2 separate regions of the Homo sapiens genome follow, and region 1 is linked to region 2. A link is a contact called in ENCODE Hi-C or POLR2A ChIA-PET data. All regions are on one chromosome and are shown on one strand. Each heading gives the region's core, a stretch centred on a gene start or an enhancer-like site at or near the end of the contact. The rest is flanking DNA. Distances are from core to core; before and after follow the strand shown.

Region 1 (4,429 bases), core at 1-2,500, 2.1 Mb after region 2:
GGCAATACTGGTGGTGCTGTAGGCTTTGCGGTGGCAATCGGTGCCATCGGGGATATCCCAGTACTGACGAAAAACCTTCGGCGCCATAGCCCGCAATCTCGATCCCGCACCACGGACCCCGCCAGCTCGGGAAGCGCAAGGGCAGCCGCGGCTGGCTATCGCGAGACTTCTCGGGCTGCGCGCGCAACCTTTCGGGCTAGCGGGCCGGCAACAAGTGAGCAACTTTATTGATAGGCGCGGACATGGACATGGATCGCGCGCACGCGCCGGGGACCGGCCTGGAGGAAGAGAGTAGCACGTGCATCCCCAGGCCGATTCCTAGAGGGTGAAACTGAGGACGACTGCGATCAGTGCAGACAGATTTCGCTAGTCCCAGCTCAGGGAGTCCTAGGTTAGGGACTACTAGAGGCGGGGACTATCTACTAGGGGAGGGGCCGGGCTCAGACTGGGACGGGCGGGACTCCAGTTGATAGGAGCAAGACATGACGAAACAATGACTGGGGGGCGGGGCATGGCGGGGATGTGGCCACACCCAGTGTCAGAATCTGCATAGCGAGTGGTCATGCCCTGTGGTCAGTCACCAAGCTGGAGTCTGAGCAGCGTGCTACTGTTTTGGGCCGTGGACAGGATCAGGGGCGGGGATTATCGGGAAAGTGACCAATGACAATACGAGAAGCTCAGCGGGACGTGGCCTCTGTTCACCCCGCGGCTGTCCCACGCCCTAGGCCGGATGAAGTACACAGGCGCTTGACTTGGGGGCGTGGCTAGAATTGGAGGCATAACCTAAAAGGGACTTGACCAATCTGAGACTGTATAAGGGATGAAGGGGCGAGGCCGTGCCTGGATCTACCCCTGACAGGCCACAGGTTCGGGGGGCGTGGTCAGGCTTGCTGTTTCGCGGAGTCCGGGCCAATCCTGGTGTTAGCTTCCAAGTAGGGAGGGGACAGTATCGAAGGTGTGACCAATCTTGTTTCCAGAGCCTGAGTTGCGCGAGCCGCCAAAGGATGTGGCCAGCCTGGGGGCGTGGCTGTCAAGATCTTGTCCAATCCTAGAGTGAGCCCAAACTCAGGGGCGGAGTTTCATGATCCCGGAACCGGTGGTAGTGTTTGGGTTTGAGGAGAGCACGACCCAGCCCTCTGGGGTGGGGTCTAGCGGGGTCAGCGACCAATCGCGCCGAGGTCTAGTGGGGCGGGGCCCTCCCGGGGGCGGGGCCTGTGCCAGTTCCGGGCCGCCTGGGGGCGTGGCCGGGCCTGTACAGCAGCCTGGGCCATGTCGGCGCCGCCGGCCCTGCAGATCCGGGAGGCAAACGCACACCTGGCAGCCGTGCACCGGCGCGCAGCGGAGCTGGAGGCGCGGCTGGACGCGGCGGAGCGCACGGTGCACGCCCAAGCCGAGCGCCTGGCCCTCCACGACCAGCAGCTGCGCGCCGCCCTAGACGAACTGGGTCGCGCCAAGGACCGGTGAGGCCCGGGGCCGGCCAGGTGGACTTCACCGAGGCGGTAGGCGGAGGCAGAGCCGAGGCTGGAAAGCGAGGAAGGGCAGGGGGAACCGTGTGCACTTGTATAGACGCTAGACTGAGTATCGGATTGATAAAAACACCAAAAAACTCGAATTAGTAATCAGTATGTAAAGTTGCGAGAAGTGACACAGGTGTGGACCTCTAACTTCAAACAGGCCCACTTTCCCACAGGTGCTGAGCGACGCAGGGACCACAGACCGCCCAGCGTAGGCATTGGGAGCCATAGCAGGCTCTTCAGCAGGGGAGGAGGGGATCATATCAGCATTTTAACTTTTAAAATTTATTATTATTTTTTTGAGACGGAGTTTCGCTCTTGTCGCCTAGGCTGGAGTGCAGTGGCGTGATCTCAGCTCACTGCAACCTCCACCTCCCAGATTCAAGCGATTCTCCTGCCTCAGCCTCCCGTGTAGCTGGGATTACAGGCGCCCGCCACCACGCCCGGTCGATTTTTTGTATTTCTAGTAGAGACTGGTTTTCGTCACGTTGTGCAGGCTGGTCTCTAACTCCTGACCTCAGGTGATCCGCCCGCCTCAGCCTCCTAAAAGTGCTGGGATTACAGGGGTGAGCCACCGCACCCGGCCTAAATTTATTATTTTTGAGGCAGGGCCTCACTCCTATGCCCAGGCTGGAGTGCACCTCGACCTCCGGAGCTCAGGTGATTCTCCCACCTCAGTCTCCCAAGCAGCTGGGACTACAGGCGTCCACCACCACGCATGGCTTATTTTTTGTATTTTTTTGTAGAGACAGTTTTGCCCTGTTGCCCAGTTTGGTCTTGAACTCCTGGGCTCAAGCAGTCCTCCCACCTCACCCTTCCAAAGTGCTGGGATTACAGGCTAAGCCACCATGCCTATCTATTATTTTTGAGAGAGGGTCTTGCTCTGTTGCCCAGGCTGGAATGCAGTGGTGCGATCTCGACTCACTGCAGTCTCACCCTCCCTCCTCAGCCTCTCAAGTAGCTGGGATTACAGGCGTGCGACAGCACACCTGGCTGATTTAAAAAAAAAAATCCTTTAGAAATGGGGTCAGACTATGTTGCCTAGGCTGGCCTTGAACTCCTGGGCTCAAGTGATCCTCCTGCCTCAGCCTCCCGAAGTGCTGGGATTATAGGCACGAGCCACCATGCTGGCCCATATCAGCATTGTTGAAGAGTCCCTCTGACAGCTGAGGATGAAAGAGATGAGACAGGCACCCAGGGAGGTGGGAGGAGCTGGGTCCCAGGTGGGAACTATTACTTCAGAGCTAATTGGACATATTCATTTTTACCGAGCACCTGCTCTGTGCCAGGCACTCATTCATTCGTCTTCATTGAGCACCTACTGTGTGTCAGGCATTCTGCTGAGTACTGGAGCACATCAGTAAGACTTAGCCTTGCCCATTGGGTATCCACAGTCCAGTGGAGAGACAGACATGTCACTGGGCAGTTACATCATTGGTGGCCAGCGGCCATGATGGAGGGGCATATGGGGCTCTGAGGGATCTCAGAGTGAAGGCTTCCCAGAGGAAGAGCCTACTAAGAATAGGTGGGAAAAGATAATGGAAAGGAACGAACTGCAGGAAGAGTGAGGGGACGAAATGAGGGTTCTCATAAGAAAATGCCATAAACTGGCTGGGTGGTGGCTCACGCCTGTAATCCCAGCACTTTGGAAGGCTGAGGCAGGCAGATCACCTGAGGTCAGGAGTTCGAGACCAGCCTGGCCAACATGGCGAAACCCTGTCTCTACTAAAAATACAAAAAAATTAGCTGGGTGTGGTGGCACACGCCTGTAGTCCCAGCTACTCGGGAGGTTGAGGCACGAGAATCGCTTGAACCCAGGAGGCGGAAGTTGCAGTGAGCCGAAATTGTGCCACTGCACTCCAGCCTGGGCAACAGAGAGAGACTCTGTCTCAAACAAACAAAAAAACAAAATGCCATAAATTAAGTGGCTTAAACAAGAGGTTTGTTTCTCAGCGTTCTGGAGGCTGGACGTCCGAGAGCAGGGTGCCAGCATGGTCAGGTTATGGGAGGGCCCTCTTCCGGGCTTGCAGATTTCTGGCTTCTCTCTGTGTCCTCACAGGGCAGAGAGAGCCAGGGAGTTCTTTTGTATCTCTTCATATAAGCACACTAATCCCATCATAGAGACCCCCACCCTGACAACCTCATCTAACCCTAATCACCTCCAAAAAGCTCCATCTCTAAATACCCTTCTGCTATGGTTAGACTTTGTGTTTCCACCCAAATGTCAGCTTGAATTGTAATCCCATAATGCCCACGTGGTGTGGAAGGAACTGGTGGGAGGTAAATGAATCATGGGGGATGGTTTCCCCTTCATGCTATTCTCATGATAGTGAGTGAGTTCTCATGAGATCTGATGGCTGGGCGCAATGGCTCACGCCTATACTCTCAGCACTTTGGGAGGCCGAAGCGGTCAGATCACCTGAGGTCAAGAATTTGAGACCAGCCTGGCCAACATGGTGAAACCCTGTCTCTACTAAAAAAAAAAAAAAAAAAAAAAAAAATTAGCTGGGCATGGTGGCACACGCCTGCAGTCCCAGCTACTGGGGAGGCTGAGGAGGCAGAATTGCTTGAACTCGGGAGGCGGAGGTTGCAGTGAGCCGAGATCACACCACTGCACTCCAGCCTGGATGACAGAGCTAGATTCCGTCTCAATCAATAAGGGAGATCTGATGGTTTTATAAGGGATTCCCCCTTTGCTGGTCTCTCACTGTCTCTCCTGCTGCCCTATAAAGAGGTTCCTTCCATCATGATTGTAAGTTTCCCGAGGCCACCCCCAGCCATGTGGAAATGTGAGTCAATTACACCTCTTTATAAATCACCCAGTATCAGGTATGTCCTTAGAGCATCGTGAGAATGGACTAATACACCTCCCATTGGGGTTAGGACTTCATCATATGAATTTTGGGGAGACAGAA
Region 2 (4,363 bases), core at 1-2,500:
CCCCGACTTCAGGACCCAGCCCCAAGCCCAGACCCTAGTCCCCCCTCAGACCGAAGACCTCAAGCGCCGACTCAGACTGCGCTCTGCACCTCGAGGACACTCACTTCCCAAATCGAGGCCGCCTCAGCCCCGCGCAGCCTCCAGGACCCCGCTCCCCACGGACGGCCCCGACGTAGCCCGGGCCGCGTCCCCAGAAGGCGCAGCTCGGGGATTCCCGGTCCCGGCGCCCGCTCCTCTATCCGCGCAGAGCCCTGGCCCATTGAGCATGCGCGGCCTCGCGAGGCCTGCTGGGAAATGTAGTTCTCCCACCCAGCCTCGCCACGCGGGGGCGCTGGGACAACTGCAGATGTTGGAGGGGAGTTCGAATCCCAGGCTTCCCGGCCCGCAGACTGCCCCGGCTGGCCCCAGGACCTGTTTGTTCTCCTGCAAAATAGGGTTAATAATCACTGCCTGGCTCTGGGGGCTGTGTTCATTATTCCAAAGGATGGCAGATGGGGAGAAGTGGGGTTGGGAAATATTAAAGAAGTGTGAGAGGTGGTTTCCTTGGGACCTTGAGGCACCGGAAGCGTCGTGGAGACCCTGTTAAAGACGGACTTTCGGTTTGGCTCACAGTAGGGAGACACATAGGTGCACCATGGATTTGGGGTCGGCCTGGGAACTTTACCTCCCTGAGAACTCAGTTTCCTCATTATAAGCTGGGGAAAAAATAGTACCTACCTCTCAATTGTGAGGATTAAATTAGATCAAGCGGGTTAAGGATTTAGCAGTAGTAGAGCTGGAAAAGAATATATAAAATATATATTATTAATTTATATATTATATATAAAACATACTATATATTATATGTATTATATATGTTATATATAATTTTAAAAATATAATGTTATAAAAATTAACAGTGATTAGACTCCAGCCCTACTGGAGTATATTAGACTCATTGTTAATCTTCTTTTTTTAACTTTAAAGCTTTGAATAATTACTCATTGGATGGAATCAGGAACATATAAAGTGTGATATTTTTAGTAAATGTTATGTAATTGAAGAAGGGCAAGAAGTCAATGAAATATCCCTTGAACGCCTCCTCCTATAGTAACTGTGTATGTCTACAAAAGTCTGAAGAAATCACCATAGATTATGAAAGCTTGGGAGACCGCATTTCCCAGACACCTCCACGGGGCCTACACTTCCACGGGGCCTACAACTCCCAAACACCCTTGGGCCACTGACGTCTTCCGGAAACGTGCACTTGCAAGCTGCCCGCAATACGTCATGGCGACCAAACGCCTTTTCGGGGCTACCCGGACGTGGGCCGGCTGGGGGGCCTGGGAGCTCCTAAACCCCGCCACTTCCGGAAGACTCCTGGCCCGGGATTATGCCAAGAAACCAGGTGAGCTGGGTTAAGAGGAACCAAATGGGGACGGTGGGTGCACTGAGGAATTGACAGTGCGCAGGCGGTGGTTGGGGAGGTGGTGCTAGAACTGATGCGCAAGCGCAGAGAGGCGGATGCCAGGCTGTATGCGCAGGCGCAGTTTGAGGGACCCAGCGCCGCTTGGAGCTCGGGCGTCTGGCTCGGAGATACTGTAGCGATTGGACCCAGGGCGCAGGCGCCAGCTTGGGGCGGAGCGGCCTGGGAGGAGGATGTGGTTACGTGGAGACCACGCGTTTCACTGCGCAGGCGCGGGTTGGAAAGGATTTGAAGGGAGTCTGGGGAGGTCATGAACTTGGGTTCCAGTTCTGTTTCTCTGCCTGCCTCCAAATCGCTGGGTAACCTTGGCCAAGACGTTACCAAACATTCAAAGAAATTATGGAGCCCGTTTAATTGGCCACTTCAGCAAGAACAAAACAAGGTTATTAAGGTTTAGCTGGATACAGCCTTGCCTGATCTCCTTTGTTGAAAGGGGGAAATTGTCCAATGTTCGGCCTTAAAGACAGACACATAGCAGACAAAATATAACTTGAATGACTTGGTCATTCCAAGCATCGGTGTTACTTAATGCTATGTCCAAATCCCACTTAAAGTTACTTAATGCTGTGTCCAAATCCCACTTAAAGTGATTTCGAGGCCAGGCATGATGGCTCACACCTTTATTCCCGGCACTTTGGGAAGCCAAGGAGGGAGGATCGATTGCTTGAACCCAGGAGTTCGAGACCAGCCTGGGCAACATAGCAGGACCCTGTTTGTATAAAAAAAAAAAAAAATTGCCTGGCGCGGTAGCTCACGCCTGTAATCCCAGCACTTTGGGAGGCTGATGCAGGTGGATCACAAGGTCAGGAATTCAAGATCAGCCTGACCAACATGGTGAAACCCTAGCTCTACTAAAAATACAAAAATTAGTGGGGCATGGTGGCACATGTCTGTAATCCCAGCTACTCAGGAGGCTGAGGCAGGAGAACTGCTTGAACCCAGGAGGCGGAGGTTGCAGTGAGCCGAGATCACGCCACTGCACTCCAGCCTGGGCGACACAGTGAGACTCTGTCTCAAAATAAATAAATAAATAAATAAAAATAAAAATAAGCGGGGCATGGTGGCTCACAACTGTGATCTCAGCTACTTGGGAGGCTGAGGCAGAAGGATCACTTGAGCCTGGGAGTTTGAGGCTGCAGTGAGCCATGATTGTGCCCCTGCCCTCCAGCCTGGGCTTTTATTTTTTATTTTTTTATTTTCTTCAGACGGAGTCTCGCTCTGTCGCCCAGGCTGGAGTGTGCAGTGGCGCAATCTTGGCTCACTGCAAGCTCCGCCTCCTGGGTTCACGCCATTCTCCTGCCTCAGCCTCCCAAGTAGCTGGGACCACAGGTGCCCACCACCATGCCCGGCTAATGTTTTTGTATTTTTAGTAGAGATGGAATTTCACCATGTTAGCCAGGATGGTCTCAACCTCCTGACCTCGTGATCCGCCCACCTTGGCCTCCCAAAGAGCTGGGATTACAGGCGTGAGCCGCCGCGCCCGGCCGGGCTGTCTTTATTTTTTAATTTTTTAGATTTTTTATTTTTTTGAGATGGAATCTTGCTCTGTAACCTAGGCTGGAGTGCAGCGATGCGATCTCAGCTCACTGCAACCTCCGCCTCCCGGGTTCAAGTGATTCTCCTGCCTCAGCCTCCCGAGTAGCTGGGATCACAGGCATATGCCACCATGCCCAGCTAATTTTTTTTTTTGTATTTTTAGTAGAGACAAGTTTTCACCATGTTGGCCAGGCTGGTCTTAAACTCACCTGACCTCAGGTGATCTTCCCACCTCGGCCTCCCAGAGTGCTGGGATTACAGGCATGAGCCACTATGCCTGGCTGAGACCCTGTCTTTAAAAAAAAGTTTTGAGTGGCCGGGCGCGGTGGCTCACGCCTGTAATCCCAACACTTTGGGAGGCCAAGGTGGGCAGATCACGAGGTCAGGAGATCGAGACCATCCTGGCTAACACGGTGAAACCCCGTCTCTACTAAAAATACAAAAAATTAGCTGGGCGTGGTGGTGGGCGCCTGTAGTCCCAGCTACTTGGGAGGCTGAGGCAGGAGAATGGCTTGAACCCGGGAGGCGGAGCTTGCAGTGAGCTGAGACTGCGCCACTGCACTCCACCTGGGCAACAGAGCGAGACTCCGTCTCAAAAAAAAAAAAAAAGAAAGTTTTGAGTGTAGCAGAGTCCAGCCAGGGGCAGAGGCCACCTGAGACAGGGTTCTGTGAGAGAAGTTTGGCTTCCAGAGGAGGGGCTGGGCTGAAATGACTCTCCCTCTCGTCTCCCCAGTTATGAAGGGGGCCAAATCGGGAAAAGGTGCAGTGACCAGCGAGGCCCTCAAGGACCCCGACGTATGCACAGATCCTGTCCAGCTCACCACATATGCCATGGGCGTCAACATCTACAAGGAAGGGCAGGATGTACCCCTGAAACCGGATGCTGAGTACCCTGAATGGTGAGTAGGCCAGGCTGTGTCATCCTGCAATGACTATTCCTTCCTCCGCCCCAGGAGGACCCCTTCCCGGAGAGGCGGATCGCCACTCCAGCCGGAGCCTAATAGTCACACCTACCCATCCTGGCTTTAGGGCAGGGGGCTTCAGGGCTCTGCCCATCTGTAATGGGGTGATGGGACCCATCCCTCCCTCAGAGGGCTGTGAGGAATTCATGAGATTAGAACACATGTCAAGTACCTAAAACAATGCTTTATCTTAAGCAAATACTTAAAAAAAATTTTTTTTCAGGCTGGGCGCCGTGGCTCACACCTGTAATCCCAGCACTTTGGGAGGCAAGGCGTTTGGATCACCTGAGGTCAGGAGTTCGAGACCAGCCTGGCCAACATGGTGAAACCTCGTCTCTACTAAAAATATAAAAATTAGCCGGGTGTGGTGGCACATTCCTGTAGTCCCAGTTACTTGGGA

Evidence for each region. A loop is a pair of places that touch in the nucleus more often than their neighbours do. ChIA-PET counts read pairs that join two places held with the same protein, here RNA polymerase II (POLR2A). Pooled maps may share reads with other maps.
Region 1: a map of ascending aorta shows a loop between it and region 2 (10-fold over the local background). The contact joins the promoter of VMAC here to the promoter of MRPL54 in region 2. A Hi-C loop is called at or near these places in 1 of 168 maps with a recorded cell type or tissue (ascending aorta), 2 of 37 single-sample maps with no recorded cell type and 11 of 50 pooled maps. POLR2A ChIA-PET finds 5 or more read pairs at or near these places in 1 of 52 experiments (activated B cell).

What each region holds. Positions count from the first base shown.
Region 1 is chr19:5,903,622-5,908,050 of GRCh38, forward strand. It overlaps VMAC (vimentin type intermediate filament associated coiled-coil protein), which reads left to right and starts at 1,251. Exons shown (of 2, transcript NM_001017921.4): 1 at 1,251-1,460. The coding sequence starts at 1,270. It overlaps NDUFA11 (NADH:ubiquinone oxidoreductase subunit A11), which reads right to left and starts at 169. Exons shown (of 4, transcript NM_175614.5): 1 at 1-169. The coding sequence starts at 87. RefSeq lists enhancers at 1-247, 57-351, 925-1,044 and a silencer at 1,085-1,434.
Region 2 is chr19:3,761,432-3,765,794 of GRCh38, forward strand. It overlaps MRPL54 (mitochondrial ribosomal protein L54), which reads left to right and starts at 1,251. Exons shown (of 3, transcript NM_172251.3): 1 at 1,251-1,387; 2 at 3,735-3,900. The coding sequence starts at 1,270. APBA3 (amyloid beta precursor protein binding family A member 3) reads right to left here and starts at 261. Exons shown (of 11, transcript NM_004886.4): 1 at 105-261. It overlaps LOC105372248 (a long non-coding RNA gene), which reads right to left and starts at 1,209. Exons shown (of 3, transcript XR_936268.1): 1 at 1,127-1,209; 2 at 718-775; 3 at 323-423. RefSeq lists a silencer at 146-463 and an enhancer at 1,125-1,614.